6 separate regions of the Homo sapiens genome follow, and all the other regions are linked to region 1. The links are chromatin loops, found by intact Hi-C in ENCODE. Cell type or tissue: heart right ventricle. All regions are shown on one strand. Links, peaks and the distances in the headings refer to the core of each region. The heading gives the core; the rest is flanking DNA.

Evidence for each region. A loop is a pair of places that touch in the nucleus more often than their neighbours do. Peaks named below come from ENCODE experiments on the same cell type or tissue, not always from the same donor. Only the 100,000 strongest peaks of a DNase experiment are listed, where the experiment ranks them.
Region 2: it touches region 1 in a loop (5-fold over the local background); 81 of 110 quality-filtered maps call a loop at or near these places.
Region 3: a loop joins it to region 1, with 3 times the contacts of the local background. A loop is called at or near these places in 27 of 110 quality-filtered maps.
Region 4: it touches region 1 in a loop (3-fold over the local background); 107 of 110 quality-filtered maps call a loop at or near these places.
Region 5: a loop joins it to region 1, with 2.8 times the contacts of the local background. A loop is called at or near these places in 45 of 110 quality-filtered maps.
Region 6: it touches region 1 in a loop (9-fold over the local background); 106 of 110 quality-filtered maps call a loop at or near these places.

What each region holds. Positions count from the first base shown.
Region 1 is chr13:98,443,387-98,448,418 of GRCh38, reverse strand. FARP1 (FERM, ARH/RhoGEF and pleckstrin domain protein 1) reads right to left here. Exons shown (of 27, transcript NM_005766.4): 25 at 2,214-2,321; 26 at 1,602-1,753; 27 at 1-183. The coding sequence ends at 102. It overlaps STK24 (serine/threonine kinase 24), which reads left to right. Exons shown (of 11, transcript NM_001032296.4): 11 at 1-3,234. Among named protein-coding and RNA genes, the nearest start is that of FARP1-AS1, 10 kb to the right of the region's middle. RefSeq lists enhancers at 2,310-2,359, 3,130-3,179 and a silencer at 2,290-2,584. In heart right ventricle, for the core only: a CTCF peak has its summit at 2,913 (motif pointing left); a DNase peak (open chromatin) is centred at 2,908; H3K4me3 peaks cover 352 bases; H3K27ac peaks cover 601 bases.
Region 2 is chr13:98,670,076-98,675,400 of GRCh38, reverse strand. It overlaps the pseudogene RN7SL60P. Among named protein-coding and RNA genes, the nearest start is that of SLC15A1, 80 kb to the left of the region's middle. In heart right ventricle, for the core only: a CTCF peak has its summit at 2,188 (motif pointing right); a DNase peak (open chromatin) is centred at 2,050; H3K4me3 peaks cover 328 bases; H3K27ac peaks cover 906 bases.
Region 3 is chr13:97,852,496-97,857,820 of GRCh38, reverse strand. No RefSeq gene overlaps it. Among named protein-coding and RNA genes, the nearest start is that of IPO5, 99 kb to the left of the region's middle. RefSeq lists enhancers at 1,005-1,104, 1,125-1,244, 1,275-1,344. In heart right ventricle, for the core only: a CTCF peak has its summit at 2,130 (motif pointing left); a DNase peak (open chromatin) is centred at 2,095; H3K27ac peaks cover 394 bases.
Region 4 is chr13:98,659,776-98,665,100 of GRCh38, reverse strand. No RefSeq gene overlaps it. Among named protein-coding and RNA genes, the nearest start is that of STK24-AS1, 85 kb to the right of the region's middle. In heart right ventricle, for the core only: no CTCF peak of the experiment used is centred there; no DNase peak of the experiment used is centred there.
Region 5 is chr13:98,841,275-98,845,274 of GRCh38, reverse strand. All of the region lies in intron 38 of DOCK9 (dedicator of cytokinesis 9), which reads left to right. Among named protein-coding and RNA genes, the nearest start is that of DOCK9-AS1, 11 kb to the right of the region's middle. In heart right ventricle, for the core only: a CTCF peak has its summit at 2,197 (motif pointing right); a DNase peak (open chromatin) is centred at 2,234; H3K27ac peaks cover 645 bases.
Region 6 is chr13:98,651,464-98,656,788 of GRCh38, reverse strand. No RefSeq gene overlaps it. Among named protein-coding and RNA genes, the nearest start is that of STK24-AS1, 77 kb to the right of the region's middle. RefSeq lists an enhancer at 3,301-3,420. In heart right ventricle, for the core only: CTCF peaks have their summits at 3,000 and 3,203 (motif pointing right); a DNase peak (open chromatin) is centred at 3,198.

The sequences.
Region 1 (5,032 bases), core at 681-4,680:
GATTTTCAGACAGGTGTTAATTTTACCAGGCTTCATTAATACAGAAGAAAGGAAACGTCTTCCAGGAAAGCAGCCACTGCGGAAACGAGTGTGTCCGGCCATCAATACACAAGAGACTCTTTGTGACTCAACACGTGGGGTCGCGAGGCAGAGCTGGTGGCACTGCGGATCACTTCCATCCACCTGCAACACGGGAACGCCAGTTAGTCAACCTTTTGTTTGGACGGACTCCTGACACTTTGGTGGGCATCGCTTACAGAAACACAAGGTGAAGTCAGGCCGCCTGGTTGGTAATCTGCCACTTCAGCAGAAGAGCAAGGGAACAGCCAGCACCCAGGCGTTCCTGAGGTACAGTGGAGACCCACTGGCCTGGGCACTCACTCAGTGTGGAGCTGGAAGTACCTTGCTGCAGTGACACTGCCCGCTCCATTGGAGCAGTTAGGAGCGAGGTGGCCTCTGGTTGCTGGGGAGAACGCTACCTCCTATTTTCATGGACATGGCAGAGAATGGCGGGACGTGTCCCATCCTGCTTAGTGGAAGCTCTCCCTTCCTTTTTTCTTTTTCTTTTTTTTTTGAGACAGGGTCTGGCTCTGTCACTCATACTGGAGTTCAGTGGTGCAGTTATCGCCCACTGTAGCTACCTCCTGGGCTCAATCGATCCTCCAGCCTTGGCCTCCCAGGAGATGGGACTACAGGCTTGCACCACCACGCCCAAATCTCCCTTTTTATATATTTGTGTATTTGCTCTCTACCGGTGCTTCTCAAATGGGTGCAATGCTGTCCCATTTGGTAAAGTCTGGAGACATTTTTAGATGTCCCAACTGAGGGGTTGCTGCGGGCATCTAGTGGGTGGCCAGGGATGCCGCTGAACATCCTGCACAATGCAGGACGGACTCCCCAAATTACCTGGCCTTGTCCCAGGCCTTTCAGGATCTGGACTGCAAGGCTGGACCCTTTGTCACAATAATAGCAAAATCCCAACTTTGATCAACCCAGCTCTCAACCCAGCTCTCGAGCTCAGTCCAGGATCAGATTTGAGAATGGCTCTCCTCTAGGTTCCTTTTTCAGGTGATGTTGTTTAGGAGGTGCTCAGCATATTGCTGAGGACCCCTCCCCTTCTGCCTCCCGGGGCGAGGAGGGCTCAGCAGGGCAAACTGCACAAGTAGTCGGCTTGGGGATGCAATTTGCAGAGGCCCAGGATCTCTATTCAAAATATGAATTGCAGGAACAGTCTTAGGCCTGACTGTTGCATTTCTTTCTTGGCTAAATGAAGTCTGCAGTCCCTGCCATTACACCATGTAGGCAGTCTCACTGGGGCTTAGCTTCATCATCCCGGACACGTTATGTCAGAGATCTCCAAGCAAGATGTCTAGGGCCTCAGCCAACACCGTGCAGGGTAAGGGCGCAGGGAAGTTGGGACCCCACTTTCTGCCATGAGAACAGAATCGCCTGCTGGTGTCGGGCAGTGGGACCCCAGGTCTAAACGCTTAGTTGGCAGGGAAGGGTGGGGCCATCTCACTCGCTGACTTGGGAGAAATCCTGATGTTTGGAAGAGGGGGTCCTCTTCTGCAGGGCCCTGTGCGTGGGAAGGGGGTGTCTACCTTTCGAACGTGTACTCGCTTTCCGCCCTGAAGTAGTAGACGTGGGACTTGAAGTGCAGCTTGAACACGTAGTCTTTCTGGATGTTCTCGGACTCAGAGGGGATGGTGAGCGAGTAGCCGAGCAGAGGCAGGCTGGCAAGGGGATGATTGTCCTGGAAAGGGGAAACAAAGCAAAGTGGCTTTTCGGGGTCAGCTTCTGCTGCTGGGCCTGGCTGCTGCCCCGCATCAGACAGGGACTTGGGAGCCCAGGCAGCTCCCTCCTCGGGCGTGGGCCTGGAAGGGACCATGGCAGCCAGTGTTTGCCTGTACGTGATGGCCCGGGTGGCAAGTCCCGCCAGGACTGAGCTGTAGATAAAGCCAACCCCCGTCCCTTGTCCAGGCAGAAGACAGGTGGCCCTTCCTAGGGCAGAAGTTGTCCTTCAGTGGATGATAATGTCAGTCTTCCCTAGAGTTGAGGGCCTCGGGTGGACAGGGCCCCCCGCCAGCATCCCTGTCATCCCCGTGACACCTGGAGCCCAAGAGGCCTGAGTCATTCCAGAGGAGGGCGGCCCCCTCACCTCATGCTGCCACCCCCAAGGTCCCAGGGCCACCTGCCCTGTGCGAGACACTTACCTGGTGTGATTTGTAGAAGAACAGGCAGAAGTTTGTGAACACCACCCACAGCTTCTGCCACCCGTTGCTGTTTTTGAATTTCCTCAGCAGGTTTCCAGACAACTGATTCTGAAAGGCAAGGAGGCCTGTGAGAAGCACAGCGGGCACCTGCCCCAGGAGGGCACAGAGAGCAGCTCTCCCTGCACCAGGGCCCTGGGCTGGGGCATGTCCGTGACTGAAGGATGTGGGCCCCACCCCCGCTCCCCCGTGTGTGGGGAGACTTGGCAGGTCCTGGGACCCTGATCTCATCACTTCCCCTTGTCACTTGCTGTGGGGCATCTTGGGGTCCCTGTGTCCCCCCAAAAGACACGTTGAGGTCCTGACTACCAGTACCTTAGAACACAGGCTTATTTGGAAATAGGCTCGTTGCAGGGTAACTAGTGAAGACGAGATCACACTGGGGTAGGGTGGGCCCTAAATCCAACGGGAGTGGTGTCCTGAGGAGAAGAGCCACCTTGAGGGGAGAGGGGTGTGCCCTGTGACACCGAGGCAGAAATGGGGGCGCAGGACCCCATGCATTGCCAGCAGGCGGAAGCTGAAGGAGGGAAAGATCCATCCCAACAAGCTCAGAGCAGCACTCGTTTTGAGGGGCCAGGCACCCTACCCAGGAAGTGGGGCCTGGGGTGCATGTGAGTGGCTCCCACATGCCCTCTAGTGGCCCAGGAGGCAGTTGCAGCCCTGCCCACCTCCAGGCTCAGGGCCGGCCCAGCCCCTGGAGCATTGTTAGGATGCGCTGCAGCCCAGCTAGGGGGCAGGGACAGGCACCTGTGTCCATGCTACCTCCAAACAACTCTGAGCAGGCCTGACGCACTGGTGGCTCATTTCGTCCCTTTGCCAAAGTGACATCACCAGCAGAGACTCAAAGCAGTTGCACCACCTTGTAAAGGCACTTAATGCCACTGAATTGTTCCCGTAAAAATCGTTAAGTTGGCCAATATTGTGGTATAGCTATTTTACCACAATAAAAAATACAGACCTCCGAGTCTGCCTCATTCCATCTCTCTGGGTGCCCCTGGCACTAAGCTTCTGTGCTGGGAGCTGGGATCAAATGGTCTGATGTCCCTGCCCTCCAGTTGCTCAGGGAGGGTCCAGTGGGAGACATGGACACTGACAGTAGGTCCGTGAGGGGCTGCAGGATGTGGGGGACCCCGCAGACGGGGAGAAAGGGCATTCCAGGCCAGGCAGGCAGCTCCAGCCATCCATCCTCCTCCCCCAGTGGCAGAAAGGAACAAGAAAATGCAAGGCTCCAGGTTCCCAGAAGGTCCTGGTGGTGGCCAGGGCTGGGCTGATGCCCATGCGGCATCTTGGGTCACGCAACATGGAGCAAGGAGGGTGGCACACTCCCCTTTCCTAGGTATTTTCATACTGACTCACATAATTTTCACACAGCAGCCAGCCCACAGTGGGGTTCATACATGTCACCCATCACAGTCTGGGCCCATTTGTTTCCAAAGCAGCTTCCTTAGCGCTCTCTAGCTTCTGCCTGGCCATTCCAATAGCCTCTGGAAACCTCTTTATCAATAGGCACATCCAGCGGCCCTTCCTCGCTCCCCACGGCCGGGCCGAGCCTCCCGCTCCCCTGTGTCGGGTCCATCCTGGCCTCCAGCGTGTTACGGGCCCTGCGCGCCATGAGTCTCCTGCCCTGCACTCAGGAGGCCGAGGCCATGCTGGTGGCTCCCAGACCTGTCTCCATTCACTGCCTTCACGAGAGGGTCAACATCCTTGTTCAGAACCAGACCAGCCTGCCCTGTCTCCTCGTGGCCCTTCATTGGGGCCACCGCTCCTCTCCCTTCTTGGATCCCATTCCCTCAGACCCTGCTGTGGGTTGAATTGCACCCCCAACAAGTCCAAACCCTCCGTGCCTACAATGGTGACCTCACATGGACACAGGGTCTCTGCAGATGCGATCGAGTCAAGGTAAGGTCACTAGGACGAGCCCTAAGCCCAGCACGAGCCGTGTCCTTAGAAGAGGATATTAGAGTGCAGATACAGGGAGGACAGCTGGTGACACGGCAGACCGGAGCCCTGCAACATGGGTGGAGTCGGGGACCCCCCGAGAAGAAGACTGCCGCAGCCACCAGATGCTGTCAGGTGGGGACATTTTCCCTCAAGGCCTCCCAAAGGAACCCACCTGCCAGCAGCTTGATTTTGGACTTCCGGCTTCCCGCACTGTGGGAGATGTTTCTGTGGCCTCACCCAGTCTGAGGTTGGTGCCGAGTGACGCCACGGGGAACAAATATAACCCCCGTGCCCGCCACTCCCTGGCCTCACTGTCCCTTCCCTCCTTCCGGTCCTGTCTGCACCCCGTCCCTTCCCTCCTCCCAGTCCTGTCTGCGCTCTGTCTGCTGAACAACTTCCCTGCTGTCCCGTCTCGCCACTCCAGCCTTAAAAGACAACTTGCATTGCTTTGCCTCTGGCCCTTCACTGGCTCTAGTGCCCACAGGCTGGGCAGCCCTCTGGCCATCCCAACATCTGACCCCACCTCTAGTGGGAGCCCCCAGGCCTGCCGGCTTGCCCACAACTTTTAGCAGAGGCCAGTGAGGCCACACGGTCCCCAGATACGCCCCTTCCTCAAGTGTGCCTACACGAGTCAGACGGGAGTGGGAACTGGGAGAGGCTGGGCACGGGACTGGGGAGAGGAGGCTGTTGAGTCAGGAGGAGATGGAGCTGCTTTGTCCTGTCATGCAGGGAGGAGGCCCTGGGGATGGCTCATCTGCGAGTCAGCGAGCATTTGGCGTCTGGCACATGAGGGCTGCCTGCCACCGACACAAGATTGATGC
Region 2 (5,325 bases), core at 511-4,510, 230 kb before region 1:
GTGAGGGAGAGCCAGAGCCCAGCACACAGGATCAGGGGAGTGAGGGGAGCGAGAGGCCGGCATACAGGATGTGGGGAGGGGGAAGGAGGGAGAGCGAGAGGTCAGCACACAGGATCAGGGGAGTGAGGGGAGCGAGTTGCTGAGGGCGGAGAGAAAGGGTGTGTCTTTCATGTTGGGCAGGCCAGGGTGAAAGCCTGGGCTTTTGAGATGTCTACAGAGGGTTTTGAGCCTAGAAGTCACGTGACTGCTGTGTGGCAGGACCCCTCTAGCTACTGTCTTAAGAATAAAGTGATCTGGGCGTGGTGGCGCGTCTGTAGTCCCAGCCACTTGGGTACTTGGGAGGCTGAGGCAGGTGGATTACTTGGAGCCTAGAAGTTGGAGACCAGCCTGGGAAACATAGGGAGACCGCATCTCTACAAAAAATTTAAACATTAGCCAGGTATGGTGGCACACATCTGTGATCCCAGCTCCTCAGGAAGCTGAGGTAGGAGGATTCCTTGAGCCAAGGAGTTCGGAGCAGTGGTGAGCCACGATCGCACCACTGCACTCCAGCCTGGGCGACAGAGCGAGACTCCGTCTCAAAAAAAAAAAAAAAAAAAAAAAGAATAAACTGAAAGGGGCCAAGTGTCCATGCAGGTTCCCAAGTGACCTTCCAGGAGGGTGGCTCTGGCTAGGTAGGTGGCAGTGTGGTGGTGAGAAGTGGTGGGATTCTGGATATACTTTGGAGGTTGATGGAGCCAACAGGATTCTCTGACAGATGAAATGTGGGAGACAAGAGAAAGATATTTGCTACTTTCAGCATGGCCTGTTCTAAGGGCTTTGAGCATTTTATTCATTTAATACCCTGAGCAGCCCTTGGAGGTAAGCATATCAGCATCCTCATGCCACAGATGAGGAAACTGAGGCACACTGTGGTTCAATAACTTGCTCGAGATCCTACAACTCTGTAAGTGACAGAGACAAACCCAAGCTTGATGATGGCTTTCCTGTGCCTCTGTTCTCTCGAATTCTGAGAGTGCCTGCACCTTGGGAGGAAGCAGAGAGTCAATGTTTGTTTCCAACAGAGAGGTGACTGCAGTAGTCTGTGATTGAAACAGAAACCACAGTTGGGAAGTAGGAAATCCAAGTTCCCATCTGCCTTCCTGGTTAACTAGTCTAGGTATAGACTTCCAGTCTGTAATCATATCAAGGTGGAATTGCTAAGAAGAGCATGTTTTCTGTCTCTCCCTCTCTCTCTCCCCACCGCCCCTCAGCTCACCTTTATAAATCTGTTATTTGCCTGATGTGTTTCTTCAGAAAGAACTCGAGGACACTTCCAATCCCCTTCACACCTCCACTGTCATAGGAGCAGGGAAGGCCTTGGAGACAGGCAGCCCCATCTGCGACGCAAGGACCTGCGCTGCCTCTCAGGGAATAGCACAGAACGGTGGTGAGAACGGAGGTCGCAGAGTCCAAGATTTGGATTTAAGTCCCTAAGTAGGGAGCTCTTAGGACCTGTGTGATAATGGGCAAGTTCTTAGAATTCTGAGCCTCAGTCCTCTCTCTGAAATATGGGGATAATGGTAGTGTCAATGTCAGAGAGGTGTTGCCAGAATTTGCATTAAGGGGACCGAACAACTGCCCTCGTTGGTCCAGGACTGAGAGGATTCTCAGGACAGTCCTTGGCCAAACAGGATGAGTTGGTCACTTTAATTTAATAAGACAATCTATGTAAAGTGCTTGGACTTGGCTCATTGAAGTGCTCTTAGATGCTCCAATGATAGTATCTCTTCAACAACATTTATTTAGTAAGCACCTACTATGTGTTCAATGCTGTATGATACACTGGGGGTAAAACATAGATAAAGCCCTGCCCTCAAGGAGTTTGCAGGTGTTCACGGAATGCTCAGAGCAAATCCTTGGGGTCCAACCATGACAGGGTTAATAGTGGGGCTGTGTCTAAATGGGAGGACAAAGGTCAGGCACTTCTCTCAGCTGTCCCCAGCAGAAGCCACCAAACAGAGCAGTGACCTCAGTGGCTTCCTGTTTCGAAAACATGGGCGTCTGAGAAGCCGGATGGCCCCAGGGTGTGGTCAAATGACCACAGGTGCTTTGCCAAATGGCTCTGGGCAAGCCCAGCTCCCGGAGCTTTTCTTTAGACTGAGTGAGGTCCGGGCAAACTGTTTGCAAGTTCCCCAGATTGGCCACAAGATGGCAGGAAAGCACATTTGTAGGAAAACATGGCAACAAAAGGCTTTTCTCAATGTCAGAAATTAGGAATTTTTTGTGCGTACACATCAGAAGGCCTGTCCGAAACTGAGTATTTGTATTTCTAGAAGTTTCAATCTTGGGACTGGCCATAGCGGACTTACAGTCTGTCTGGACTCAGGTAGGGATTCCAGCAGGGATCGCAATTCCTCCAGATGGCACCAGACATCTTGTGGAAGCAACGGGCTTTACCTGAATTAGGAGAAATTCAGGAAAGAAATTCACATTGACAAAGCACTTCCTACATGCCAGGGTTTGCATTATTTTACATATGTCCTCATCTATTCATTCATTCAACAAATATTTAGTAAGCATTACTATTTTCTAGGCACGGATGTAGGCCAGATAAACTGACAGAGAGTCTAACGTCAGGTGTGGATAAGTGTCACAAAGCAGAAACAAAGAGAGTAGGGAGGCAGAGAGTAATGAAGGCTGATATTTTAGTCAACTCTGATGAGTATTCTATTAATTTCAGTATTTGAAGAACCTTTTGAAGGACTCCAACCTGGAGGCCCATTGTACAGCAGAATTCAGAGAAATCCTTCTAAAACTATGTTGGGTATTGACCATTTTTGGTTTGGGTTAAAAAACAAAAAACAAAACAAAACAAAAAACTATGTTGGGGTCCCCTTCATCTCACCACTTTGTCACCTCCTGTACCCCATATCATCTTCTTTCTTGACTTAGAAAGAAGACCCTTTTTTTGGTGGGGTACTTTTCTGTAGTGACTTCCTGAGAAAGGTAATAGGGGAGGTAAACTTTTTCTAGGGTCTTGCAGGTCTGAAAATGTTTGAATTCTCCCTTCTCTTTTGCTTGACATTTGACTGTGTATAGAATTCCAGCTGGAGACCATTTTTCCTGGTAATTTTTTTTAAAGAGATGGACCCTCACCATGTTGCCCAGGCTGGCATGCAGTGGCTATGCCCAAGTACGATCCCACTATTGATCAGCATAGGAGTTTTGACCTGCTCCAGTTCCAATCTGGGCCAATTCACCCTTTCCTAGACAATCTGGTGGTCCCCCACCCCCAGGAGGTCACTATATTGATGCTGAACTTAGCGTGGACACCCGATTGGCATAGCACACTACAGCCCAGAACTCCTGAGCTCAAGCGATCCTCCCCCATCAGCCTCCTGAATAGCTGGGACTACAGGCATACACCACCATGCCCAGTGTTCCCCGGCAATTTTGAAAGTATCACTCCACTGTTCCAGCTTTCAATGCTTCAGCTATTGAAAAGCCCAAGGCATTCTGATTGTTATGGATCTTGTGTGTAAGAATGTTTTTCTCTCCAGAAGCTTGTAGAATCATCTGTTGGGTTCTAGAAATTTGAAATTTCATGATGATATATCTGGCATGGGCCCATTTTTAACCATTGTGCTGATGCTCCAGTGGCCCTTTCAAACTGGAAACTCATGTCCTTTGATTGTGGGACATTTTTATGAATTTTTCATTTTTAATTTTCTCCCTTCCACTTCCTCTGTTCTCTCTGGACTCCTGTTATTTAGAGGTTAGTCCTCCTTGACCAGCTCTCTAATTTTCTTATCCTTTCTCTCCTACTTCTTTTTCTCACTTTTTTTTTTTTTTTTTTTTGAGACAGTCTAACTCTATCTTCCAGGCTGGAGTACAGTGGCATGATCTCGGCTCACTGCAAGCTCCACCTCCCAGGTTCAAGCCATTCTCCTGCCTCAGCCTCCCGAGTAGCTGGGATTACAGGTGCTTGCCAACGCACCCAGCTAATTTTTTGTATTTTTAGTAGAGACAGGGTTTCACCATGTTGGCCAAGCTGGTCTCGAACTCCTGACCTTAAGAGATCCACCTGCCTTGGCCTCCCAAAGTGCTGGGATTACAGGTGTGAGCCACCGTGCCCAGCCTCTACTTTGAGATTGCTTCAGCTATGCTCTAAGCTCTCTCATGTATTTTTTACTTCCTTCATCAAGTCTTCAATCCAAAGGGCTTTTTAATTACCTGAATTGTTATTGATTATAGTATCCAGCTTGTACTTCTTGATTACAGTGTCTTCTCTTAGAAGTTTCAGACAGTTGACATACGGATTTTGAAGTTTTTTTACCCTACGTAATCTCTATTTTCCCCAAGTTGCCTTTTTTTCTGATGTGCTTGTTTTTTGGTATGTTTTTCAAATAGCAGATCTCATTCGATGTCTTATGACCCTTGGCTGTCTGCTCTATGTTTAAGAGTAGGGGTAGACAAAGGAATATAAATCATTCTATTATAAGGACACCTGCACACATATGTTCATCGCAGCACTATTCACAATAGCAAAGACAGGGAATCAACCCAAATGCCCATGAATGATACACTGGATAAAGAAAATGTGGTCCATACTGTGAACCCAGAACATCTGAGACAGGCCTCAATTAATTTAGAAAGTTTATTTTGCCAAGGTTGAGGACGCGCCTGTGACGCAGCCTCAGGAGGTCCTGATAACATGCGCCCAAGACGGTCAAGGCACAGCTTGGTTTTATACATTTAGGGAGACATGAGGCATCAATGATATAGGTAAGAAGTACATTGGTTCCATCTGGAAAGGCGGGACAACTTGAAGCGAAGGCAGGAAGACTCGAAGCAGGGAGGGAGCGTCCAGGTCACAGATAAGAGAGGGCATTGTCTTTGGACTAGGGCGCTGTGTCTTAAGTCCCACCGGCTTCTCCATGAGACCCACACAGGCTTTGCCTGAGTTTCGCTCCTGCCTCTGGACGAGGTTACTGTGCTCAGTGGTTTGCCCTTAACAACTCAGGCGTCCCCTTGCGCTTTTAGATTTAGGCCTTAAAAATTAGCATGTAATTATGGAAATCACTCAGTCACTTGATTATGACCTCAAAGGCAGGGCTCTTAGTATCCAAATGAAATATTGGGAATTGAAAAATATATCTTAGAATGAAGCAAATTGCCAAATTCCAGTAAAACTCTGAAGATTGCAGTGCCTTCTATCGGTTTTAATCTATGAACCAAACATTTCCAAGGATGGATGACCCAGATTTAGCATAATAGTTCTGCTAGGGAACACAGCCATCAATTACTACCCCTCTCTGAATAAGCAGGGCTCTCATTCTCATT
Region 3 (5,325 bases), core at 504-4,503, 590 kb after region 1:
AGTTGAAAGGGCCCTTGGAAATCGCCTGTCAATCCTGTCACCATGCAGATGTAGAAATGAGAGGGTTTGGTTCCAGGAATTAGTCCAAGGTCTCAGCTAGCCAAATTAAGAATTAGTTTGCAAAAAATTTTTTAATGATATATTTTATGGTAGAATTGGCTATAATATCCCATAGCTCATCCATGCAGCAATATGAATTAATTATTAAAGCAGGACTATTGCTCCAAAATCTATCAATTAGAGTACTGGGGAGAGAAACTGGGTACTCACATTTCTTTCATTTATTATCTGTGCAACAGTCACTTAATCTCTCTAAGACTCATTTTGGCATTAAAAAAGGCATTATGATAAGTTCTTTGCCGTCTGAGTGTTACTCTGAGCGCTATTGATGCGTTATTTCACAAACTTGCAGCACACACGTGGTCTCATCATCTCTTAAAAAATGAAAACTAACCCAAGATCATTATTAAAATTTTTTTTAGAGGCGAGGTCTGTCTATGTTGCCCAGGTTGGCCTCGAATGCCCAGGCTTGAGCAATCTTCCTGCCTTAGCCTCACAAGTGGCTGGGGTTACAGGCCACACCACCACACCCAGCTCCGAAGTCATTCTTGACTAGCAGAAAGGCTGGTATCTCCTTCTTAGGGCTACCTGCTCCCCCAGTTGTTTAAAAACTTGAGGGTTATAGTGTCTAAGGTGGGAGGTGGTAGGGAGTTGGGTGGTGAAGCCAAAGTTTAATCAGTTCGCCGTTGCCACAGCTCCTCCTTGCCACACCGTGTCAATGTCAGAGCCACCTCTAAGTCCCCCAGGGACTTTCCAGAAGTTAGGGAGGAATGCCCGTCTGGGCATGCACAGCCCTGTGGACTCTTTGTGTGGCACAGGAAATCTGGGCAAGATCTCAGCTCCTACTTGCTTCTGTGAGCCTCACGTCCAACATCCCAAGTGGTGGCCCTGGTAGGGAGGACGCCTGGTCCAGCACCATCTGACAGAGATGCTGACCTGGTGCAGACTGAGTTCTGTGCTCATTACTGTGGTTCTCTGAGGGAGGACCCAGCCCCTGCCCTCCTTGTGCTCCTGAGTTTACAGCTTTCATAGCTCAGCTGTTTCACTTCTTCTGGCGGCCATTCCAGGAGGCAAGAGACACCTGGGGAGCACCTGTGTCATCTCTTCCTCCTCCTTGGGGAACCACAAACTTCACCGTCAGAATACAGAGGGCCTGAGTTCTGCCCCTTTGGTAAATTCTAGGGCCAACAGCCCTTCTTCCAAGGGCCTGAATACCTACAGGAAGGCCTCCTCCTGAGAGTGCTGGTGGGACTTACCCTCTTGATATTGATACAAGTAGCTCCTAGAACATGCTATGACTGAGCAAAACCAAAAAACCCAATGCAAATTAAAGCTCCTTAGAGCCATCTTGATACACGTAGGCATCATATCGTATTAGATATTTAAAAAAAAATCTGCAGTTAATGCTGTAAATCAGGTGGAATGTGAAATCAGCTGGCGGCTTCATAATCCTCCAAGGAGCTGGACCTTCTGGGAAACCCTGCAATCCTTTTTTGGACTGGCTCTCATTTGCATATGAAATTGAGGGTGCTTCGACATCCTTCGAGCCGGGTTGCACAAGTCTTAGCTGGCCTCCCTTGTGACCGAGAAACAGGGGCCCAGCCTGGGGTCAGGGCCTGGAATTGCTTCCTTTGGGACTCAGCCAAGCGCAGGCCTTCCACATTAGCATTAGTGCTTTCTTCCATCAGAATTCAGCTGCCCCCCAGAGCCAGTCCCTGTGCCAGAATCCAGACAACCACTAGATCCATGGTAGATTACTGTAAACAGTAGAGTTTTTTTTTGTTTGTATGTTTGGAATTCTAGCAAGACTGACCAATTTAAAAAAACTCTCAGAGCTCAGTGAAAGCAAACCAAGGATTAAGTGAAAACACCAGCAAACAAAATCGATAAATCAGTAACTTAAAGAATGGACCTTCGAGGCCTGCTGTTCAGAGTGCTTTGCCAAGTGACGTAAGAGCCAATGACTTGAGATGCAGAAGAAAAGTTGGGAATGATTTTCCTTAGCGGGAATTCATTTATTTTGCGTGTGCGCTGACAGTGAAGGGCTGAAAGCAATGCTATATCGCCCCCTAGTGCCAAATATACGCACATTATCTATGCTGCTTGGGCTCCAACATTGCCATGGCCTTCTCCAAATAAAGCCAATGCATTTTGATGAAATCTAACTGCAACAAATCACATGTGACAGATACTAAAAACAATTATTCCAAGACTTTCCCTGGCTTCTATTTTATTTTAGTTTTTATTTCTCATCTTAAACTTTTATTAAAATATATTTGACTGATTAAAGCAAAGATAGTAACCATGTCTAACATATGTGGAAATAAAATTATTGATAACAACAGCACAAAGATCGGAAGGCAAAGATTGAATTACCTTGCTGTAATGTTCATATATTATACATTAATCCGTAACATACAAAGGAAATGATTCCAGAAAAGCATATCTAAAAGAATATTATAATTGTGAGATATTCTTTTCTAAATTTTAATTTTTTCCAGATTTATTAAGGTATAATTGACAAGTGAAAATTGTATATGTTTATGGTATAACATTCAATGTTTTGATATAGGTATACATTGTGAAATGACTAAATCAAACTAATTAACGTATCCATCTCCTCACATTCTTATCACGCTTTTGTGTTGAGAGCATTTAAGAGCTAATCTTTTAGCCTTTTTTTTTTTTTTTTTGAGATGGAGTCTCCTCTGTCATCCAGGCTGGAGGGCAGTGGCGCGATCTTGGTTCACTGCAACCTCCGCCTCCCAGGTTCAAACAATTCTCCTGCCTCAGCCTCCCGAGTAGCTGGGACTACAGGTGCCTGCCACCATTCCTGGCTAGTTTTCCTATTTTTAGTGGAGATGGGGTTTCACCATGTTGGCCAGGATGGTCTCGAACTCCTGACCTCAGGTGATCCACCTGCCTCGGCCTCCCAAAGTGCTGGGATTACAGATATGAGCCACTGCACCTGGGCCACAATTTTCAAGCATACATTGCTATTATTAACATTTGTTAACTATAGTCACCAGGCTGTAAAATAGCTCTCCAGAATTTATTCCTGTGGTCTAACCAAAGCTTGATACTCTTTAACCAACATCTTCCCGTTTCTACTTCCTCTTTCCCTGTAGCCACCATTTTACTCTCTGTTTCTATATGATTTGACATTTAACACTCCACATGTAAGTGAGATCATGTGGTGTTTGTCTTTCTGTGCCTGGCTTATTTCATTTAACATTATATTATGTCCTCTAGGCTCATCCATGTTGTTGCAAACACAAGGTTTCCTTTTTTTAGTGGCTGAATAGTATTCCATTGTGTATTTACACCATATTTTCTTTATCCACTCATCTGTTGCTGGACACTTAGGTTGATTTCCTATTTTGGCTATTGTGAGTAATGCTGCAGTAAACACAGGCATGTAGATAACTCTTTGACATGCTGATTTCATATCTTTTGTATATATAGCCAGTAGTGGGACTGCTGGATCATATGCTAGTTCTATTTTTAATTTTTGAGGAACCTCCATATTGTTTTCCGTACTGGCTTTACCTATTTATGTTCCCACCAATAATGTACAAGGGTTCCCTCTTCTCTACATCCTTGCCAACACCTGTTATCATTTTTTTTTTTTATAACAGCCATACTGACAGGTGTGGGGTAATACCTCATTGTGGTTTTAACTTGCATTTTCCTGACAATTAATGGTGTTGAGCATTTTTTTTCACATGTCGACCTTCTGATTTCTATGTCTTAATTGCACTGATCATGGAAAAGGAGTGAGAAGATCTGGGGAACTCACAATATATTTGGGAAGTTGAAATTCGATTGCATGTGAAATGGCAGGAAGTGAGCAAGAGGAGAGAAAAGTCTGGATGAGCAGGAGGGAGGGTGTCCGGAGCCAGTTCAGAAAGCCCCACCCTTGTCTTGTTTTTGGAGAAAGAAAGCAACGATTAGGGTCTTTAGGGAGAGAGAGTCTAATGGAAATTTTTAGGAAATTTTGCTATTTACTCTTCAAGGATTTTTGTTGTTTGACTTGCAATGAGTCACAGGACTAAGCTAGACCTTAAATCAGTAGCAAGCAGGCCACATTTCATTTGTGTTACACATTAAAATATGACATCTCATGCTGTTTTGATATTTTTGGTAGCTGCGTGGGTGAAGGACTAGAGGGGATAGATGTGTCAGAAGAACAGTGGGATTCATTAATAAACACTGCCAAATATCTATTGGGCCTTCCTTACATGCCAAGCACCTTCCTAATTGTGCCCTAATGGAAGAGAAAATGGAAGTATCATGGATTTCTGGGAGAAGGGGGAGTGAAATGAGATGGAAAGAAGGTTAACTGAGGTGACAAGGCCACTGATGGAAGTAGAAAGTTAATGAGCCAAGAGCCCTTATAATGGATCTCTGGCCAGTGTCTGCTTCCTCCCCTCTCTGGGACACTGCTTGATGTCAGCACCACTGCAGGGCAGGACCATTTTTTGAAAAGCAGTGTGAGTTTCTCTTCATGAGATTTGCAAATACATGTCATATTTAAGTCAAATAAGCTGATGTTTTTCTCCATGGAACTGTATTATTAGTAAATATCAAATAAGACTGTTACGTAGCTCTGTGTCAACTTTCCAGCACTTTAGCAGTCTCTGAATGGCTACTATACTGCCCATTCATTTTTCCACCCATTCACCCATCCACCCACTCATCCACCCACCAGTCCATCCATCCATCCATCCATCCATCCACCCATCCATCTACTTACCTACCCTCACGTCCATTCACCTATGCATCCATCCAACAATCTACCCACCCATCTATCCATTCATCTACCCACCCACCCACCCATTTTTCCATCAAACCATGTATCCACCTACCCACCCATCTATGCATCCCATCCACTCATCCATCTATCCACCCACCCATTCATCCACTCATTAATCGATCCTCCCATCCACCCAACCATTCATCTAACCATCTATCCATCCACCCATTTTTCCATCCAACCATCTAACCATCCATGTACCCAACCATCTATCCATCCATCCATCTATCCATCCATCCATCCATCCATCCACCCATCCACCCATCCACACTTCCACGCATTTATTGATCCTTCCATCTACCCAGCCATTAATCTAACCATCCATCCAACCACCCATTTTTCCATCCAATCATCTAACCATCCACACAACCAACCATCTATCCATCCATCCATCCATCCATACACCCACCCATTCACCCATCTACCCACCCACTCATCTACCCCTTCAC
Region 4 (5,325 bases), core at 798-4,797, 220 kb before region 1:
AAGCAATGAAGTTTGCTGTCAGACACTCTAAAGGCAATCCTAACCACAAAGCTGAATGACAGACTTTGGCCAAATGCACAGGCTAAATGAAACTTCCTTGCTTCCTTATCTGCTACCAGATGCTTTTCAAGGTTTTCAAAGGTTTCCCGGTCTTTCCACTGAACAGTTTTCAGGAATATGAGAGATACAGAATTCAGACCACATGGCAAATGACTCCCAAGGGTCCCTGGTCACTGCCAGGAACACTTAAGCATCCCTGGGGATGCATGGCTCAAACCCCACAGGTTGCCACATTTGTTCAGTCTGTTGGGGCATACAGAGGCAGAATCTATCCTAAATCCATACCATCTAGAGTAGTGTCCAATGCAGAGTTGGCCATCAATACATTTTTGTTAAAAGGAATCAACAAGTGAATGAATGTATGGTCGGTAGAATGTGGCAATGTTGATATTTCATTTAAGAGAAGACCAGCAGTTATCCACCTTGAAAACATCAGGCAATGACCTGTCTGGAGGCAGAGGATTTGAATTTGTGATTTATTTGCCTTTTTTTTTTGACATTTGATTGTTTTGTTAGAAACCCACCAAATAGATGCCTGAGGCTTTGAGGGAATGTTTTAGAAACAGTAGAACACCCACTCCACTCAGAGCTCCAGAAGCCATAGGGAGGACAGGGGCTGCAGTTCCAGAAAGGACTAGATTGGGAAAAGATGACTTGGAAGGGAAACAAAAGAACATCAACGTGTAGCAGCCGCGACTCCCTGGCAGGTTCCTCCTCTGCGTAGGTGTCAGTGCCCGAGCCACCCGTGGAGCAGGCTTCTTTAGTCACAGTTGAACATCTCTGACTCACCACCTGACATGGGTTGTGCTCGTATTTTCCATTATAGAAACTGTATCTGGTGAGTCAGGACCAGAGAGAAACGTGAGACTTGTGGAGGTGTCAGAGGCATTCGAACCACAGCGACTCCATCTTGAGTGAGGGCTGGAAAATGAGGCTGGGGCTTGCTGGGCTGTTTTCCCAGAGAGTCAGGCATTCTGAGCCTCTAGAGTTTACGGTTAAGGGAACAGATTGATAATACTTACTAGACAGACCCAGACTTGGGAATGTCCAGATATCCAATATCTGGAAAACAAAGGCATTCCTAATTTTGTTTTAAAGTTAATAATATTGATTCTTACAAAATATAGTAATTAAATGAAATTAATCCTTTATCACAAACCCTTGTAGAAGAGCACATCTTCCCATCATCTTTTTTTAGTCATATATATACACACACACGTATACATATATACACACACATATACATATGTGTGTGTATATATATACATACAATGTGTGTATATATATATACATACAATGTGTATATGTATACACATACAATGTGTGTATATATACATTGTATATATATGCATATATAATGTATATATACATAGTATATATATGCATATATATACAATGTATATATACGCATATATATACAATGTATATATATACGTATATATAAACAACGTATATATACATGCTTGTACCTAGGGCAGACGCGCTCTTCCTCTTACTTTCCGGAATGCCCTACTCTGTCTATGGAGTAGCCTGTTCTTTCACCACTTTACTTTCTTATTTATTTAATTATTTATTTATTTTGAGATGGAGTCTCACTCTGTCACCAGGCTGGAGTGCAGTGGCACGATTTTTGCTGTGCACTGCAGACTCACCCATCATTCTTTCTTTCGAGAGATAAAAGAACCCTCTCTTGGGATCTGGATCAGGACCCCTTTTCTGTAACAGAGGGTAGGCGTTTAGGCTCTGTGGGGAGAAGGAAAGGTGATGTAAGCCCTCACAGGTCCCCACCTTGGCCAGAGAAGTGTTCCCTAGCATGAATGAGGACCCCCAGCCCAGGTCTCGCGCTGGGCTGCAGGGAGCATTTGAAGGGGGAAACTGCGCCACTCCTGCTAGTTTTCGTGGGTGATGTCAGTGCCAGGCTTGATCACTGGCAGGTTCCGGGGTCAGCCCTCTGAACCAGTCCCTGATTCCTGAAATCTGGCAAATACAAATTAAAAACAAAGGTGTAATTCTCCCAGCTGAAAAGAAAGGGATGCCCCACCTTTCCCTTTTCTTCCAGAAGTTATTTCTCCATCCTTTTCAAATGTATGTGAATCTTTTTTTTTTCTTTTTTTTTTTTGAAATGGGATCTTGCTCTGTCACCCAAGCTGGAGTGCAGTGGCATGATCTTGGCTCACTGCAACCTCTGCCTCCTGGGTTCAAGCGATTCTTCTGCCTCAGCCTCCCGAGTAGCTGGGATTACAGGCACGCACCACCATACCCGGCTAATTTTTGTATTTTTAGTAGAGACAGGGTTTCACCATGTTAGCCAGGCTGGTCTTGAACTTCTAACCTCAAGTGATCCGCCTGCCCCTCGGCCTCCCAAAGTGCTAGGAGTACAGGCGTGAGCCACCGTGCCTGGCCTATGTGAGTCTTTTTAATGGTTAAATAAGCCAGTCTTACAACTCAGAAATGTTTCCTCGGGGACCCAGGGGGAGCCCCCTCTTTGCAATGGAATCATCCAGGACAGGAGCGTCCCTCCTGTCTCCCACTTTCCTGGGAGGAGAAGAACCTAGAGCATCACCTGACTCCACATTGTAAAATCTGCCTAATGTCAGAGCCATGACACCTTTAGCTGTCACCTGCAATGCTCATCTTGTTCTGGTTTAGATGCTTATTCAATGATAACAGTATCTTCTTCCTCTCTATCTTTCAGGAGAGGTTTTCTGGGCTGGGAGTGGATTTTTAAAAACTTTAATTCTATTTCGCCAACACTTTGTGCAGCACCAGGCATGCAGACTTCATGTCAGGGCCGAGGCCAGAGATGCAAATCTTCTCTGTTAATCAGACAAAGGGGGGCCAGACCCCACGCTCTGGCTTCTTCTCCAGATTCCAAGCCACCGATTTTTCACTCACAGACTTTGTGTTGTGGGCAGAACATGCTCTATCGGCATCAAAATATTGAGCCCAAATCTACAGGAACAGAGTTCCGTAAGTTACCCACGAAGGGCTGTTGCCAGCCCACGTGCTTTGATTGGGTCTCCAGGCTGAGAGGCCAGGTGGGTGGCGAGGTTCCTATGAATTGCACCACTCTGGGTGGCTTCAGATCTCCTGGCTCACTGTCCTCTCACTCCAGCAAGCCAGCTAAATTAAAGCGTCCCTCCCATTGCACAGGACACCAATCACCTGGGCATCTTTCCCTGAGACACACAGCCCGGAGCTATCATGAGCGAGCTGTGTTAGCTTCAACCAGCATCTTCTTCAGAGAGGCCGATCACCTGGGCACATTCACATGCCTGCTTGTTTGCAATGCCCACCAAGACCTCACACTCTGAGAACAGAGCGTTGGAGGCAGAAGAGGAGGACGGAGGAGAGGTGGAGAAGGAAAAAGTGTGCTGGAGCTGGGCACGTAGGTGAGGGCAGCCTGGGGAGAGGCCCTCTCCGGCCTTTATGGGCCAAGCATTGTGAGAGGGCTGGGTAGGGCAGCAAGGATACCAGCATGCAGGGCCAGCGCCCGCCAAGGAAAGTGAGAGAGGGCCGTGCTCTGTCTACACCCACCTGGCGTTCCTTCCCTTTCCAGAGGTGAGACCATTAGATGGGCGTGCCAGCTGCCTTCAGCAGGGCCTTTGGGATTGGGGAATAAGAAGCCCTTCTCCCTGGCCCACTCCCCATTCATGGTCCACAGTCTCTGTTATCGTTCTTCCTTTTTTTTTTTTTTTGATGGAGTTTTGCTCTCGTCACCCAGGCTGGAGTGCAGTGGCACAATCTCTGCTCATTGCAACCTCCGCCTCCCAGGTTCAAGCAATTCTCCTACCCCAGCCTCCTGAGTAGCTGGGACTACAGGCGCCTGCCACCATGCCCGGCTAATTTTTTGTAATTTTTAGTAGAGACGGGGTTTCACCGTATTAGCCAAGATGATCACGATCTCATGACCTCGTGATCCACCCTCCTCAGCCTCCCAAAATGTTGGGATTACAGGCGTAAGCCACCACGCCCGGCCCTGTTATCCTTCTTTAGGACCCCTGTGCAGTAAGATGAAGGTGAGAGGCTGAATATACAGATGGCTCGTGGCCAGATCATACATGAAAATAGAACTCTGACCCCAAAGCTGTAGCAGCCAGCCCAGGACGTGGCCTGATATCTATGAATCAGACCAGTGGGACCCAGGCCACCACATCCAGCCACCAGCCCAGGAAGCCAAACAGTAACCCCTCCAATAGTGGGCCCCAAATGGCCAGGACTCGATTAGTAACTGACCACTTCCCTGATGTTTGTGCCCATTTCTAGCTTAGGATCAGCCAGCTTGCCCCCGACCAATCACGTGGCTGCCCCACTGCTATTCAGCTGCCCCTGGCTTCCCCAGGCAACAGCCTCCAACAGGGCACACCTGAAGCCATCCCTCATGTCAGCGGTAAAGCTCCCCCATTCCCATGCCTGTCTTTGAGTCTCTGCCAAATGCCAGTGATGGTGGCCAGCTCCCCTGCTATGGCAAGCTCTGGATAAATTGCTTTTCCTTGTGCTCCTTTGAGTGGTCTTTGTTGATTCCTTCCGATGCAAGAAACAGCCTCTCTTGCCTAGGAAGAGAGAAGACCCTTCCAGGGTCAAGGCTGGGTGAGAGCAATGTCCTCCCTGCTGCCGAGGTAAATCCGTGTGCCAAGGGTGGCATGGAGCCCTCTCACCTCTAGAACCCTCCACTGCCCGCCCAACCCTCCTGCCACCTCTTCCTGGCCCCTCCTTCCAGCCTGCTCTTCCCAGAGCCAATAATGAGACAGAGGCCTGAGGTGGTTTTCCGATGTTCGGGAGGCACTGCCCAACGTGAATGCTCCAGGCCTTCAGGCATCAGCCTTGTGGGCATCTGGTTGGAGTTTCACAGGAAGTGACCCTCGGGAAATCAAATTAAAGTCTCCAGCAGAACTGACCATGGTGGAGCAGCAGGCAGCATGGCTGGGGCAGTAAGGAGACACTAGGGACCCCACAGAATTAGTAGCACCCTTGGCAACCCCTGGACGGATCAGATGACTGGTAGTAGCAATGATTAGGTACAAAACACGAAGCCTCTCCTCCATGCCAACCACCACCTGTAGGCAAAGACTGAATTGGGGCCCCAGTAGAAACAGTGGGCCCGGCTCACGCCTATAATCCCAACACTTTGTGAGGCTGAGGCAGGAGGATCGTTTGAGCCCAAGGGTTCAAGACCAGCCTGGCAACATGGTGAGACCCTGTCTCTACTAAAAATACAAAAAATTAGCAGGGCATGTTGGTACATGCCTGTAGTCCCAGTTACCC
Region 5 (4,000 bases), core at 1-4,000, 400 kb before region 1:
AAGACCCTTTTTGTTCATCTTGCCTTCCTAACTTTGGGGCTTTCTAACTTTACAAAAGAGATTCTGCCAGAACAGGGGAGCATATTTTTAATTTACTTTTATCAGTCAGCAGAGGGGACAAGGCATTGTGTGCTGTTTCTAGTAATTTAAGTGCTTTATCTTCTTAAGGGTTTCTCAAAGCAGAACACCTGAAAGATATCAACCATACAGCACGTGAAAAATTGATGAGATCATTTATAATACCCATTTCTGCTAGCATTGTGTTCTCTAAATTGTTCCATCTCTTCTCCAAGCATGACACAGCTAGTTATTGTTTTATCTCAACAATTATTTGTTATTCCAAGTGCTGTCTTTAATACATGGTTATTAATATCCTTCCATCATGTCTAATAATAAATTCCATTCGCTGTGATTTTTCACACCTCTTTTTAAAATACAGGCCAACAGTAAAGGCAGTGTTCCCAATGCATTGTATTAATAATAGTTCAAAGTAAGACACCTGAGGAACCAAAACAAAGCAGCTTCCCACACCTCTGACCCAGCAACGTGGGCATTATGAAGATTGTCCGGGTGCAGTTTAAGTGTTATGAAGATTGGCTGGGCATGGTGGCTCATGCCTGTAATCCCAACACTTTGGGAGGCCAAGCTGCTGGTGGCCAAGCAGCAGGTGGATCACTTGAGACCAGGAGTTCGAGACCAGCCTGGCCAACATGGTGAAACCCCGTCTCTACTAAAAATACAAAAACTAGTCAGGCTTATTGGCACACACATGTAATCCCAGCTACTGGGGAGGCTGAGACATGAAATCACTTGAACCTGGGGGGCTGAGGTTGCAGTGAGCTAAGACTGTGCCACTGCACTCCAGCCTGGGTGACAGAACAAGACCCTATCTCAAAAAAAAAATAAAAAAAATAAAAAATGTTATGAAGATAGTCTGTCTTGATAAAATCCCAGGCTTAATTTAGATAATGTCAGTCTGCCACACGGAGTTGGTAGCCATAAAATGCTACTTCTGAGTTCTACACTTAGCTGTAGAATGCAAATTGAGTGACACCTTTAAGGCTACAGTACTTGATTTTTTAACATCTTTTCTGTTGGGGCTTTGACTAGTTCTGCAGAAAGGGATTGGAACAAAACCAGGAGTTTGTTATTTTTAGTTTTTCTTTGCCATTTAGCAGCAGAAATTCAATCCCCACTGATAAACAGAACCTGCTGGACCTCCTTTGCTCAGATAATTTCTATAACACAGAGGTTAACTCACTATTGGTTGAAATAAATGCTTAAACTTTGAAGCACTTTTTAAAAAATCATAAGTACACCAGTGCTGCACCTCCAATGATAATCATTTAGGAAACACAGAAAACAAAAATTAAATGAATGGTCCACATGTGAATAAATAACCTTAATCCACTCGGATATGCAGCAGCTCTTCCCACTGCAAATGGGTTTTGTGGTGGTAACTTGAATTGGAGGAGAGAGACAGCTGGCCTGGTGCTGCTGCTGCTGCCAAAAGCCATCTTGTTAACATGGTTTATTTCCATTCTGTCTTCCTGCTACCCACAAGAGCCCTGTCCTCCTGTCTCCCTCCTCTTTCATCAGTTTTCAGTGGCATACTGTCCTCAGTCACATTTCTCCTGCTTTGCCAGTAAACAGCATGTAGCTGATTCTTCTAGTCCTCGCCTGCATTCCTACAATTCCTGCTCATTCCGAATTGGTTCTGTTATCTCCTAAGTTGTTGCAACTCCTAGAACTCAGCCTTCTTTTACATCTCCAATTCTCATTATGTGTTTGAATGGCTTCAGCTTTTCCCTCCGCTAGCTCTTTGAGCTCCAAATCATCAACTCAGACAAAAAACACAGAGAAGGGAGTGCATACTGTATGTACATGAACATGTTTGTGTGTGTGTTTTATATATATGTACATGTTTGTTTTCATCTCTACCTGGGTATTTTTTGGGAAATTTATGGCCATATGTCTTTAAAAAAAATCCCATTTAACAACAAATACAATACCTTCTGTTGGGCCAACCAATATGACATAGATCCAATATGTGAGAAAGTTGCCAGGGAACCCCAGGAGTCCAAAATGATTTTATTTCAGAAGAGAATAAAAATAGGAAGAGTCCCTGTACATCTGCATTGTTCATTTCCGCTATTTCTGTAGAGTAGGAAAGGCTTTGTCAGAACTCAGCTTGACCAGCAGGGAGCAGCAGAGGCCCATGGGAAACGGAATCCTTTGTAGGTCTGTCCCCATCACCACTGGTAACAGGACATGGAAGAAGGCACCACACGCACTGCACATGGAACTCCAGCAAGAACCTGTCTTTACTCTTTAATTTTGATAGGAAGTAGAATAGCAAATCCCCATGCCCAAATCCCGTGATGGCCAAGTAGTCTTAGCTATTTGAAAAACACCCTTAAAAGACAGGTTTGTTGTTTAGGCCATCACTCAGGTGTATGGAAAATAAACTTTAGAACACTTAGGCCTTGACATATTTAGTGTAATTTGTGCTCATTGTGTATCAGTGGAAGAGATTTGTGTCAAATAAAAAATTGAGAGTGATAGCACAAAACCACAAAGAGAGGGTACACTGTAGGTACATGAACATGCATATGTGTATATATGTGCATGTCTATAAACCACATTATGAGGTGAAAACTTAGTGAAATGTGTTTGAAAATAAGTGGTGCATTTGCAAAATATATATAAAATAACACTATGTTTACTTTGATGTCGTGTTGTTCTAGGAATACATCAAGTTCATTTGCATAATTCATATTTTCCACTGGTATAATGCAGGGAACACCAGCCAAGAGGTAGCAGCATGAAAAGAAAATCTGGATTTCATATAATTTGATCTAAAAGGCAGTTAAAGATTACTGGGTCAAGTTGCAGATAATATTTCAGATCAGAATCAGAAAGTATTTTCTAACTGAACTGGCCTTGAGTGGCATGTGCTGAGCTGCCTGTGAAGTTCATGTGGACACCTGCAGCTGGAGCTGTGCAAACAGACTGGAGGAGGCCCAGCTGGGGTATTGTCCAGGTCACTTAAGCATGCCATGAGGAGTTGGATGGCGTGGCTTGTCAGGCCCCATTTAACTCCGAAATGTCTTTGTTACCTAAAGCACAAGCAGGAAAATGAATATAGGTGATCATTAAATTCCTTTACTGTACATCATATTGAATTAATATGAAAAATACAGAGAATGTAGACATCTCTGAGTTAAAATATTTTCCAAAAGTTTTAAAGCATGGATAATATATCTTTAAAATTGGATAAAATGTGCTTGGATGCTTTAAACATATACTCAAAATAGTAAATAAATGTTTGTGGCCAGGCATGGTGGCTCATGCCTGTAATCTCAGCACTTTGGGAGGCTGAGACAGGCAGATCACTTGAAGTCAGGAGTTCGAAACCAGCCTGGACAACATGGTGAAACCCCGTCTCTACTAAAAACAAATAATAATAATAATAATAATGCAGAAAAATCTGGGCATGGTGGTGCATGCCTGTAATCCCAGCTACTCAGGAGGTTGAGGCAGGAGAATTGCTTGAACCCAGGAGGTGGAGGTTACAGTGAGCCGAGATCATGCCGCTGCACTCCAGCCTGGGTGACAAAGCGAGACTTCGTCTCCAAAAAAAAAAAAAAAAAAAAAATTTTGTTCATAAACAAGACACTTATTTCCTTGATTCTGAGATATGTTTCCTTGATTCTGAGGCACATTTTTGCACACTTTCTAGTATTTCCAAAGTTGGGTATATCTTACACATTACACTGGATATGGTAGTCTGTCATTGATTGGTATTTCTTGCAATTGATGGGGTCTCAGAGGTGAGCAGGTCTGATACAGTGTATGTTTAAAGTCAGTCATTTGTAATATCCTTACAGAGGATTTTAAGATGTGTGGTATGTTTAAACCAAGTATTTTCACTTGGGGCCTTTACTTCATATGAGGTCCCACTTTCAGATGCAACTCAACATTAGGTTTAAAAAAGACA
Region 6 (5,325 bases), core at 803-4,802, 210 kb before region 1:
TAGACCAGCCTGGGGACTCACTATCTAAACGTGCAAAAACCATTGACATCAGATATTTTTTACCAAAGCAGTTTCTCAAGGTCAATTACCTGCCTCAGTTAGCATCATACAAAAACTTATTTTTAAGTTTCCTGTGGCAAAAAGCATACGCCTATCACACTGATATTTCCACATGGCTTGGCCAGAGTTGCTTCCTAGGGCTCTGGGCTCCTCTGCCCCAGGCCCAATCAGAATGCATCTATGGTCTTTCACCTCTGCCTTTGGCTTTAGCTATTACCCTATGAGCTCAGGATCCCACCTCCCTTTTCACCACCTTTGCACACAGAATTTCAGGTCCTTCTCTGCCTGAGGATTCATCATGGCAGTGATTCCCATTTGGCATCACCATCCCACATTTTGCTGCCTCTGAACCTTGTCTGCTGTGAAGACTTTCTTGGCATTCAAGGCTTGCATTTATCCCTGGACTTTGATGTTCAATCCTAGCGTGTACGACTTCTGTAACTAAGCCAACATGGCGGCAAATGCCTGTAGTCCCAGATACTTGGGAGGCTGAAGCTGGAGCATGGCTCGAGGTCAGGAGTTCAAGACCAGCCTGGGCAACATAGACAGACTCCCGCCTCTTTAAAAAAAAAAAAAAAAAAAAAAAAAAAGCCGGCACAGGGGCCCACGCTTGTAATCCCAGCACTTTGGGAGGCTGAGGCGGGTGGATCACTAGGTCAGAAGTTCAAGACCAGCCTGGCCAACACAGTGAAACCCCATCTCTACTAAAAACACAAAAATTAACTGGGCCTGGTGGCGGATGCCTGTAATTCCAGCTACTCGGGAGGCTGAGGCAGGAGAATCACTTGAAAGGTGGAGGTTGCAGTGAGCCGAGATCACACCACTGCACTCCAGCCTGGGCAACAGAGCTAGACTCCAACTCAAAAAAAAAAAAAAACACCCAAGACTCCTACCTCTTTAAAACAACAACAACAACAACAACAACAACAGACTCTGTACTCTAGACTTCCCTGTCCAGCCTCAAGTGTGAGTTCCTACACTCCTGGTCGTGGATCTGCCCAAACTTCCTCCTCCTACTTCTCCCCGTGGTCTTCTATCCTCCAACGTGAACAAAGAGTTCATGGACCAGGTCAGGCCTAGAGGCCTCAAAGTCACTGTTAGAATCCCCAAGAGGCAGCCTCACAAGACTCAGGTGATGATGCCAGCTCTCTCCCTAGTCTAGTGGTTTTCAAAGTGTGGTCCCTGGACCAGCAGCATCAGCAGCCTCTGAGAACAACTTAGAAATGCGCCTTCTCAGGCACTGCCACAGCTGTATTGAATCAAACACTCTGCTTTAACCCTCCACACTTGTGCTTTAACGAGTCTCCAGATGATTCTGATATGGAGAGGGGAAGTGCGCAGGGATTTCAAGGAAGGCTTTCCTGACGTCTGTGTGGTTCAGGCTGTCACCCTGAGAATGCACAGCCCTCAGTTGGCCCCCTGGAGCCACAGCCCTGGAATTTGGGGACTATATCAGGAAGTCACTCAAATACCCCAAAACAAGAGTCAAAGATTTCCTGAAACGGGACCTTCAGGGAGACAAACGGGATATGGCTCAAGCCATCCTGCATCCACACCACTTCCAAGCCCGCATGCTCCACTGGAAGCCATCATCTTCCTCCACTCCAGCAAACAGACCACATTGTAATGATCCCAAGGACCACCTGACGCAGACCTGGATGAGAAAAGTTGATCCAGGAAATCCAGGACTAGGGGTAAGGGCCCTAATTTTATTTGTTTATTTTTTTCAAGATGGAGTCTCACTCTGTCGCCCAGGCTGGAATGCCGTGGCTCGATCTTTGCTCACTGCAACCTCTGCCTCCTGGGTTCAAGCAATTCTTGTGCCTCAGCCTCCAGAGTAGCTGGGATTATAGGCGCCCACCACCACGCCTGGCTAATTTTTGTATTTTTAGTGGAGATGGGGTTTCACCATGTTGGCCAGGCTAGTCTCGAAATCCTGACCTCAGGTAATCCGCCTGCCTTAGCCTCCCAAAGTGCTGGGATTATAGGTGTGAGCCACCGCGCCCGGCTATATGTATTTTAATTTCTGTTTGTCTTTATTTTTTCATATATACGTGTGTGTGTGTGTGTGTGTGTGTGTGTGTGTGTGTGTAGTATGTAGGTATGTATGTACTGAGCTCCAAGATACCTGGAAAGATGTAAATTAGAATTAGTTCTAATGTTCTAATCTCAAGTTAATTAAGTATATTACTGCTACTGACTCATGCTCCAGGCACTGTACTTGGAGTTTCGTGGTTGATCCTCAGAACAACCATGTGTGGAAAATATCTATTGATGGAGGGCTGTGGAATGGTGGAAGAGCTGGCCGGCAGTCGGATCAGCTGGGATATCTGTTGATGGAGGGCTGTGGAATGGGGGGAAGAGCTGGCCGGCAGTCGGATCAGCTGGGATATCTGTTGATGGAGGGCTGTGGAATGGGGGGAAGAGCTGGCCGGCAGTCGGATCAGCTGGGATATCTGTTGATGGAGGGCTGTGGAATGGTGGGAAGAGCTGGCCGGCAGTCGGATCAGTGGGGTATCTGTTGATGGAGGGCTGTGGAATGGTGGAAGAGCTGGCCGGCAGTCGGATCAGTGGGGTGTCTGTTGATGGAGGGCTGTGGAATGGTGGGAAGAGCTGGCCGGCAGTCGGATCAGCTGGGATATCTGTTGATGGAGGGCTGTGGAATGGGGGGAAGAGCTGGCCGGCAGTCGGATCAGCTGGGATATCTGTTGATGGAGGGCTGTGGAATGGGGGGAAGAGCTGGCCGGCAGTCGGATCAGCTGGGATAGCTGTTGATGGAGGGCTGTGGAATGGGGGGAAGAACTGGCCAGCAGTCGGATCAGCTAGGTTTGGGTCTAGTTTGCGGCTAATCACAAACTGTTACATGGGAGATATGTAGTACTGAAATTGGGGGCTTTTGCTGATGGCCAAAAAAACAAAGGTGCTCAATGAATAAATCTTGGTGAAGAGTGGATCCCTCCATTTTACACATAAGGAACAAAAAGCTTTGGAGAGGTCAGCCAGAGGTTCTCAGCACCGGCTGTGCACGAGAGTCACCTGGAGGGTTTTAAATGCCCAATCCCTGGTAATCCCCAGACAGGGCAGCCTGGTTGAAAACCCCTGCGTTAAATATGTTGCAGGCAATCCCATGGCCAGTAGGTGGCAGGGCTGTGACTTGAGCCCAGATCTATTGACGGGAACCCAAGCTCTGGCTTAAGGAGCCAGTTCCTGGAGCTGGAAGTGCAGGTAACACCTCCAGGTCACAGAGCAGATGTACCGTGAGAAGCCTGACAGTAGAGACTGGGCTTCCCTCAACAATACTTGCCACGGAGGGATGGTATTTTCCCACTTGAGAGCCTCCATTTCAGGTTGTGCTGATCACAGGGAGAGAGAGAAAGACTCTTTAGAAACAGAGCAATATGTGAAGCCACTAAGAAGAATCTAAAGGTTTCCTTCTAATTAAAGGGATTACTCTGCCACGTTTAGGAGACAGAAAAATGCTGCCCCCTAACATTCTATGGAGCTGTACACATCACAGTGTACGTCCATACCTACTTCCCAGCTCTGCCACTTCCTAGCTGAGTGTCATTGGGCAAGTTACTTACCCTCTCTGTTTCTCAATTTTCTCATCTGAAAAAGTGGGATAATGATAGTATCTACACCAAAGAGCTTCTGTGATGATCACATGATATGTGAAGCACTCAGAACAGGGACTGGCCCATGGAAAGTGCTCAAGAACATCAATTATTACATTTGGACTTCACAACAACATCCTACAGCTCAATGTCTCACCCCAAGTTAACAGCCAGCAACCCAGAGCTGGCATCAAACCTTCCTAAGTCTGGGTCGAAAGGACCTGTCTGTCTACACCTGCACTGCAAAGGTCCTGTCTTCATCCTCTCTCACCTGGGCCAATCAGTGGCTGCCTACCTTTGTCCCTGTCTCCAGGCCCTTCTTCATCTAATTTATCTATCCTTTTTATTGATATGTTTTTAACTTTTTATTTATTTTTGTTTTTATTTTCATGTATTTTGTTTTATTATAAAAGTAAAATACTTTATTTGTACAGATAAAATTTGAAAATTGTGGGTTAAGAAAAATCCATCAGTAGTCCCACTGAATCTGGCCACAATTCTTTGCTGCAATATGATGCCTTGAGCACACAGTTCTTTACATAGCTGACCTCATTCTATAGAGTGCAGAAGAACCACCTGGAAAACTCATTTAAAGTTCAGATTCCTGGACTCTAGCCCCAAAAGCTCTGATCCAGCAGCCCTATGACTGGAGACCTAGATACTTCTGAGAGCATTGCCTTTGAGAAATCTTCTTGTACAGGGCTGTAATCTCGGCATCATATACATTCTAGTCCTATTTCACTGAACCATTTCACCATAAGCATCTTTCCTTGTTGCCACATGGGCTCCACACTGTAATTTGGCCTTTACAGAGCTTCCGTACATCTTAATAATGTCACAGTGCAGGTGGTATTTTCCTAGCTGACCCAGCTCAAACTCTTCCTCTGGTTTTGTTGATCTCAGATGAAGGGTATGGGATCTGGCAGAAGAAATACAACATTGCATCAAGGGGACGCATAGTCATTTCCCTCCATTGGAACCTTTACATTGAATCTGTTTAAGCTCTCCAGGCAAGTCTGAGTGTGATTAAGCCAAGTAGGGGCTCCGGGGTGGAAAATGGGACCAAGATCTGAGCAGGTACAGTCCACCGAGCAAAGTCAAAGTCTGGAGCGGGAGACTGAAGATTGAAAACATTCCAGAAGCCAGTGGTTGGAGCAGCTGGAAGAAGAAGGCCCAAACCACCAGGGAAGGGACTTGAGTGAGGCGGGTGCCAAGGGCACGGGAGTTGAGGAGACACAGCCTCCTTTGTTTCACAGGGGTCTGCCCCACCCTGCTTACCACATGAGCCTTGACAATCGCTCCAGAGAGTCTGCTTTTGAGAATCTCTTGTAATCTGTTTTACCCTGGAAAAAACTTTTATGTCTACTGATCTGCTGGGGCCCATCTACCTGACCCATTCCTATGACTTAAAAGGCCCTCCCTTTTTCCTAACCAGGTACCCTACTGTCTTGCTTAACTAATATGATTATGTCCTCAGCTGGACTAATGGGGGGGACCAAATCCTTCTAGGGGAGAGGGAGAGACAAACAATCAGGTGTTTCTGAAACCTTATCTCCTCTCTCCATCAGCGATGTCGACCATGAAGGATTGGACAAGACTATATATTTCAGGAGCACCGCTCTGGTATGCAAATCTGTGCACAGAGACCCAT